Regions from separate parts of the Homo sapiens genome. Here region 2 is linked to region 1. A link is a contact called in ENCODE Hi-C or POLR2A ChIA-PET data. All regions are on one chromosome and are shown on one strand. The core of a region is the stretch at or near the end of the contact, and the rest is flanking DNA. Distances in the headings are between cores, read along the strand shown. Region 1 has its middle 84 kb from the start of PLCXD2-AS1. Region 2 overlaps LOC105374040 (a long non-coding RNA gene).

Region 1 (3,430 bases), core at 303-2,802:
GCTGCCTGTAGAAGTGCTGGGAGACATGCAAGGATTCTTGCAGGTGCAGAAGAGGGTGGGCTCTCAGAGCTATATACCCTGCACCAAACAGGCAGCTAGTTTTAATCTTTCCATTTCTCTTCTCACTTCTTAGTCATTGCTCTCCTTTTTCAAAAAAGGAGAATTAATTCTTTGGAACTCTTAGGAACCAGAGGGCTTTGAGTCTGCAATGTTTATGAATCTGCTGAGAGTGCTGGGAAATGAGGCTTCTTTTTTGCACATGAAGTCATATTTTAACCCAAACCAAAAGAAAAAAAAGAGAAAGATTATTTGAGAGTCTGTGGGGATCAGAGCTGGGTATTGTGTTACAGAAATTTTCCATTTCAGACACAAACTACGTACAGCAGTATGTGAGCCAAAAAAGGCCAAGAGAGACTCCAGGAGGGCTTGAAGAAATAATACCTCCTCCTTTAATCCTGACGAGTGTGGCCAGGTTCTTGGGAGGGCTGGGTGGAAGGTCTGGATCAGATCACACTTAGAGGCCTGTGATTAGAATGATGATAATTGTGGCATCACAAGGCATAACTTCAGAGCGCTCCCTAGGATGCCCTTGGGCAAGGTACTTAACCCTTCTGTGCCTTAGTTTCCAATATCTGAAAATGGGATAAACACCTCAAAATTTATTGACAGTGTCAAAACATTACACATATTGGCTATATAATAATAATATGGTAATGCTAGTTATATAATTAAATAATACATATAGTTAGCATTTATTGAGGCCTTACTATACATGAGCTATTGTGTTAAAGCTTCCTAAACATTATCTTCTTTAAACTTCACAACAGTCCTCTGAGATCAATTGTGTTATCCTTCCAGTACTGCAGTTTAGAAAAGTAAGTGACTGACTTAAGTTTATCACCTTAGGTAGTAGACTTGGATCTCAAATCTAAGTCTAGTCTGGCACCAAAACCCATGCAATGAACTAATAGCTAAGACGCTGGTCTGGTTCTCAGCTGAATGTGGCGGATGGGATTGGGGGGGCATCCCTTTTTGGATAAAATGTGTTCCTCTGACCCCTCATCCTCTCTTTTAGCAGTGCCCCTTTTAGGTGAACATACAAGCACCTATTTTAAGGAAATGTCAGGCTGGGGGTAATTACTCTGTAATTCTTCTTATGTATACACATTAAATAAATTTGTATGCTTTTTCTGCTATTAAAAAAAAATGTTGGGCTGGTTTTCCAGGTAAATAAACCAGTCATGGCCTCTGTGGCTCAATTCTGAAACCGGTATTGCCTAAAGCAGTGGGTCTTATGGTGTGGTATCCCCGACCAGCATCACCTGGGAACTTGTTAGAGCTAAAAATTCTCTTGCCCCACCCACATGTACTGAATCAGAAATTCTGGGTGTGTAGATCAGCAATCCTGTTTTAACAAGCCCTTGAAGTGATCTGAATGCAGCTGAAGTTTGAGAACGACTGGCCTCTGGGGTAGATAAAGCAGAGAGTTAAATCAGGAATAGAGATCTAACTATGATTCTTAACAGCTGCTAGTGACTCATTCTCCCTAGTCATTCTCTTCTGAGTTTCTGCCTTTTTAGGATGAAGGATTTGTTCACGTCCCATCTTGTGTGATAAATTTCATCAACAGTGTCAGTTCCTTTCTGAATCAATGCCGTGTATAAGGAGACTTTGAGCTTTATACACTCCCATGTGTACCCATACCCACTTCTGCTTTTGGAACCACTTGCTCATTTCCCATTGTGGATGATTAGCTTCAAATTATCTTCATGACAGAAGCAAAAAAATTGAATAACACTGTAGTTCTAGGTGGAATAGGAGGATCACAAAGCTGGGATTAGTATTCAAATGTGTTTAGTTTTTTTTTTCTTTTTTTTTTTTTTTGAGATGGAGTCTCACTCTGTCGCTAGGCTGGGGTGCAGTGGTGCCACCTTAGCTCACTGCAACCTCCACCTCCGGGGTTCAGGTGATTCTCCTTCCTCAGCCTCCCTAGTAGCTGGGACTACAAGCACGCACCACCACGCGCAGATAATTTTTGTATTTTTAGTAGAGACGGGGTTTCACCATGTTGGCCAGGATGGTCTCAATCACCTGACCTCGTGATCCACCCGCCTCGGCCTCCCATAGTGCTGGGATTACAGGCGTGAGCCACCACACCTGGCCGACTTAGTTCTAAAGGTTCCAAGCAGTGCTATGAATGAACTAAGTAGCATCCTGGCCCCTCTCCCAAACTTCTCACCTACAATTTATCACAAAAGATAAAACAACTAAAACTGAAAATGGAGAAAATTATTGCTTCAGTTTTTTAATCTAAGCTCTGATTCAAATTTTGCTTCTCAGCCTCACCAGTCCCACGTGGCTCTCAGGAAAAAAAAAACAAACAAAAAACTGTATACACATCGCAGAAGCAAGAAAACAGAACACGTTTTCTGCCTTCTAGTTCACTCCCCAGAAGCCAGAGTAAGATGAGTCCCGCAGTCCAACACAAACCTTTTAATAACCATGTAAACATAAATTTCAATAAAAAGAACTCCAACTTTGCTAGTTTGTTACAAAAGCCTAGTTTTTTATCTGAAATGCTGCTTTTCCTAATTGAAAAATAGTAGAAAATTTTATTTGACTTTGACAGAAAATGGAAGCTATGGTTATTGATGAGACCTGTATTTAGTATCTTTGGAGTAGGACAATTTTTTTTATCTCAACAAAGATGCATTGAAACTAAGTTTTGGTTTGAGGGATCTTTGGATTCCATCTTACAGTCCACGTAAGGTAAAATAGGAATTTTAAAAATGTAAACATGGTTTCTGCTGATGGACAATGTTTGTGAATTTCAAAAGAGTTTTGCTCAGCACTTTATATTGCTCTCTGGTCTTAACTTTAATTCATTGTGGACATACTGAAAGAATATCAGTCAGGAATATGGGTTAGCAACATGCACATGAAGGCAAGAAGTATTATGTGCATTAAACTCTGACCTAGTGGAAGTGAAGATTGCCTAGCAATGTCTCCCCTGAAATGCTTTTGCATAAGTATTGTGGCTACAGCCTGAATCCAATACAGAGGCATGAAGACACAGAAACTTCACATGGCTTTCTCTGTTTGACAGATACATTTAGATCTCTGCCCTTAAAGCCTCTTGTCCTACAAACTGCATATTGTTGCTATTATGAACCAACAATATTCCCAACGAACTCTTGATTGTCACCCAATTATAGCCTATTGATTAAGAATAAAAAATTTGGAAAGAGAGAAACTCAAATCCAAAATCTGACGTCATCTCTTGTAAGCTGTGTGCCCTTAGACAAATTACTTAATCTGAGATTTGTTTGCTCACTTATAAATTGGGGATAAAAATTTCCACCTTATAGGGTTGCATGATGACTGATTTGGATAATGTCCAATTACCTGGCCTTTAGTAGGTGTTATATTA
Region 2 (3,430 bases), core at 259-2,758, 42 kb before region 1:
CCCCCAAAATTTCAATGGTAAGTATTAGCTGTAATTTTAAATAAGAAATGAAAGTTTAATTGGGCAAAATCTGGACATCCACATGGAGTAAAGTAGAAACCTATTAGTCAAGTGATGTGGGACTAATTTTTTGAGGTTTAGCTCCATTATTACTGTACTTATGCTGCAGATAGTATATCTTATACTCTGCGTAGAAAACAATACATCAGTAGGTTGGGGCCTAGCATCATCATTTACTTTTTTGCATCTGAGGCTTCTTTCTTTATTTCTAACAGGTTGACCTGAACATCATTGGCTAAACATAGGAAATCAAGAAATTGTTAAAACTTCGCCAAAGTTTTCTACCTCTAATAGTTAAGAGATGATGAAGGGAAGACTCTGTTCTTCAGAAGAATTCAATAATGTCTTCTTTCACAGGCTTTAAAAGATTATCTCTTCAAAGATTCTTCTAACTTTTTGTTTGTTTATAGACCATGTGTTCTCAATAGGAACAATATTGTCCACCAAAGGGTGAAAATTGGTTCTTGGGGGGTTTAACATTTTCTTACTATTTTAATGTATAAAGCACAGATATACCTATATACAGTTCACAAACAACATAATGGTGTCTCTGTGGCATTAAATCTCATGGAGGAGAGGACGATCAGAAAAAATGTCTAAAAAGGCTTCTTTAGGGATGTGATACTGAACAAAAGTTTAGAAACTGAATTAGAGGACAGGAAAGGCACATAAAGAGTTTAAAGGGACTAATCAAACAGGACGTTTTCAACTGATTACATGAATTTGGTCTGAGACTGATTCCTCAGAATGCCCCCCACTCTCAAGATACCATTTCACCTGAAGTCATTAGCTTTGGAATAGAAAGGAACAAATCTACGCTTTGTTAAGAAATATTTGTAAATTGGAAATTTTCATTCTTTATCTCACTTTGTTTTAAAGCAACATCAGAGAAAAAAATTGTTATATCCATTTTTTATAGCTGAGGGAAGTAACGCTCAATGAGGTTAACACTTTCAAATTCTACAAAGAATACACAGTTTCTGAGTGTAATTAGTGAATGTAAGAACCTGAGTTTGTTTGATTTCAAAGCCCATGATTTCCTCCCACTCATGTGCTAGCCAGGGATTGCTGGTGGGTGAGATGGTGTTCCATTCTACTATCCTGAGTTCACTGAAAATTGACTCAAATGCCTGAGTCAGGAATTGATGTGTTCTCACAGCTCGAATTCTGGGAAGACTAGTGGTGGGGGTGGGGCTGTCACTAAGATGTCCAGGAGTTCTGCACGGGGTGGTGGGGGCACATTCTCCCGGGAAGTTTCAACTGGACTGGAGTTTACAGGAATCCAAGAGCTTTGGCTAGAACAGAACCAATCTCAGGATTGCAGAGAACCCTGTTAGTAGCAACCTTACATTCCATTCCATATTTGTCAGTGAGGGAGAGGCACTCTGATCCCCATCAGAAATTTGAAGAACCACATAAGTTTTGGCTAGCTGCCTGTTCCCTCTGCTTCACAGCTTAACGATGAAACTTTTGTTTGCTGTGTTCTTCCATCCTCTGCTCCCAAGTAGCAGATGCCAACCAAGGAATGACTGCTGATTTCAAAATTAGAGAGATGGCCATATAGACTATGAACATATAGATCATTTCTGCTTTTTCTTTTGTTTCTAGAGATTAGTATAAAACTTTTTGTACAACATCCCCTATACTCATTAAATCTGTGACATCCTTGTTGCTACCTGATATCATATATCTGCTTTATTTTATATTTCTGCTTTTCCTTTTCCAGTGACAGGTTGCCATTTTAAAGATGATTAATTATCTATCATTTGGGAGCAGGACCATAACCTTTAACTTTTCCTGACAGGACAAAAAACATGTGTTCACACCACCCACCCTTATTGATTCTCATGGTAAGGAAGAAGAGAGGATCATAAACTAGAAGTGAAAAAATGGAAGTTTTAGTGCTTTTTCTTTAAAAGAGAGAGAATGCATGATGCTTGCCTCACTCTGCTGTAACGAATGTAAGTTAAAACTAAAATACAGTTTAGAAAACTTTCACATATTACTCACAAGAACAAGCTATGAGTGTTGTTATTTTACTATTTGCTAAATGTATAGTACTAATGTCTCTTCTAAGGGACAAATATCAAGCATTTCACAAGAGGTTACACGTCATCTTGCTCTATGCTAGCATGGAAATAAATGAGAGTTGGGAAAACAGGAAATAAATATTCTAAGTTATCAGGGAATGCTGCCAAGGCATCATAGGAGTGTCATTAGTTATTTTGGTTTCTCAACCAAGACCTGAGATACAAGGCTAGTGGGTGGTGTCTAGGACAACACAGAGAAAATGAGGAAGCTCTTGGAAAGTGCTCTCCCCTTGCTCTGTCTCCCCTTTATTCTTCACTCTGTAGGCCAGATCCTCTGGAGGCAGAATGCAGCCACCACTGTGTTTACACTTTGGTACAAGAGAGGTTTCTTGTATGTAAGCACAGTGCTCCATGGAGCCATAGAGATAGCTGGTGGCACTCTGCAGTTTTCTGTGCAGTAGCTTGATAGACTGGAGAAAGCCTGAACTAGGAGCCAAAGTTTTGATGTTAGATGCATAATCATCACAAGTAACACAAATCAATTTTTAGCAAGTTACTTAAATCTTTCTATCCTGGTTAATTTATTGTTTTACATTCTAAAAATTGAGATAGAATTCATATACTATAATATCCACCCTTTATAAAGTCTAGAATTTGATGATATTTGTGATTACATTCACAAAGTTGTGCAACCATCACTGCTATCTTATTCCAGAACATTGTCATCATTCCAAAACAAAACAAAACAAAACAAAACACCCATATCCATGAGCAGTCACTCCTTACTCTTCCCTCCTCCCAGTCCCCAGCAACCACTAATGTATGTTCTGTCTCTATAGACTTGACTATTCCACACATTTCATATAAATGTAATTATATGTTATGTGATCTCTTGTGTCTGTCTCCTTTCACTTAGCATAATATTTTCAAGGTTCATTCATGGTGTTACATGTATCAAAATTTTATTTCTTTTTATGGGCAATAATACTCAATTGTAGCTTATTGTTTAGTCACTCATTCATCTGGTCATCCATCCTTCACCTACTCTTCACTGAATACTTATTATGAACCAGCCTTGTCCTAGGCTCTTGGGACACATTTATTCATATTTGTGACATGAATGAATAAAGGCACAAATTTATTAACTATTATATAAAGATAAATATGAGATCTTCATATCACCTCAGTTAAAAATATTGGGTGAACAGATTGTTTATGAGCTTTTAAAATTTTGAGGTCTTTGTATCCAAAGGAGACCTGAGTTCTTGTTTAGTTTCTGTGTCTACTTACCCCTTGAAACTTAGATTAGAGGAGGGAGGGAGGCCTGCTTCATGAACCCC

Evidence for each region. Hi-C counts contacts between places; a loop is a spot of excess contacts on that map. ChIA-PET counts read pairs that join two places held with the same protein, here RNA polymerase II (POLR2A). Pooled maps may share reads with other maps.
Region 2: a map of mammary epithelial cell shows a loop between it and region 1 (5-fold over the local background). The contact joins two enhancer-like sites. A Hi-C loop is called at or near these places in 10 of 168 maps with a recorded cell type or tissue (CD4-positive, alpha-beta T cell, CD8-positive, alpha-beta T cell, MCF 10A and 6 more), 1 of 37 single-sample maps with no recorded cell type and 7 of 50 pooled maps. POLR2A ChIA-PET finds 5 or more read pairs at or near these places in 6 of 52 experiments (AG04449, AG04450, BJ and 3 more).

Annotation. Positions count from the first base shown.
Region 1 is chr3:111,759,638-111,763,067 of GRCh38, reverse strand. It overlaps a transcript of PHLDB2 not described here. Among named protein-coding and RNA genes, the nearest start is that of PLCXD2-AS1, 84 kb to the right of the region's middle. Within about 2 kb of position 1,552, at least 7 of the 41 ENCODE cell types and tissues checked have a DNase peak (open chromatin) inside an H3K27ac peak, as active enhancers do; they include PC-3, PC-9 and mammary epithelial cell, where a contact is called at or near this core.
Region 2 is chr3:111,801,294-111,804,723 of GRCh38, reverse strand. It overlaps LOC105374040 (a long non-coding RNA gene), which reads left to right. Exons shown (of 4, transcript XR_924333.4): 4 at 276-3,430. It also overlaps a transcript of PHLDB2 not described here. Among named protein-coding and RNA genes, the nearest start is that of PHLDB2, 56 kb to the left of the region's middle. Within about 2 kb of position 1,508, at least 22 of the 41 ENCODE cell types and tissues checked have a DNase peak (open chromatin) inside an H3K27ac peak, as active enhancers do; they include PC-3, PC-9 and mammary epithelial cell, where a contact is called at or near this core.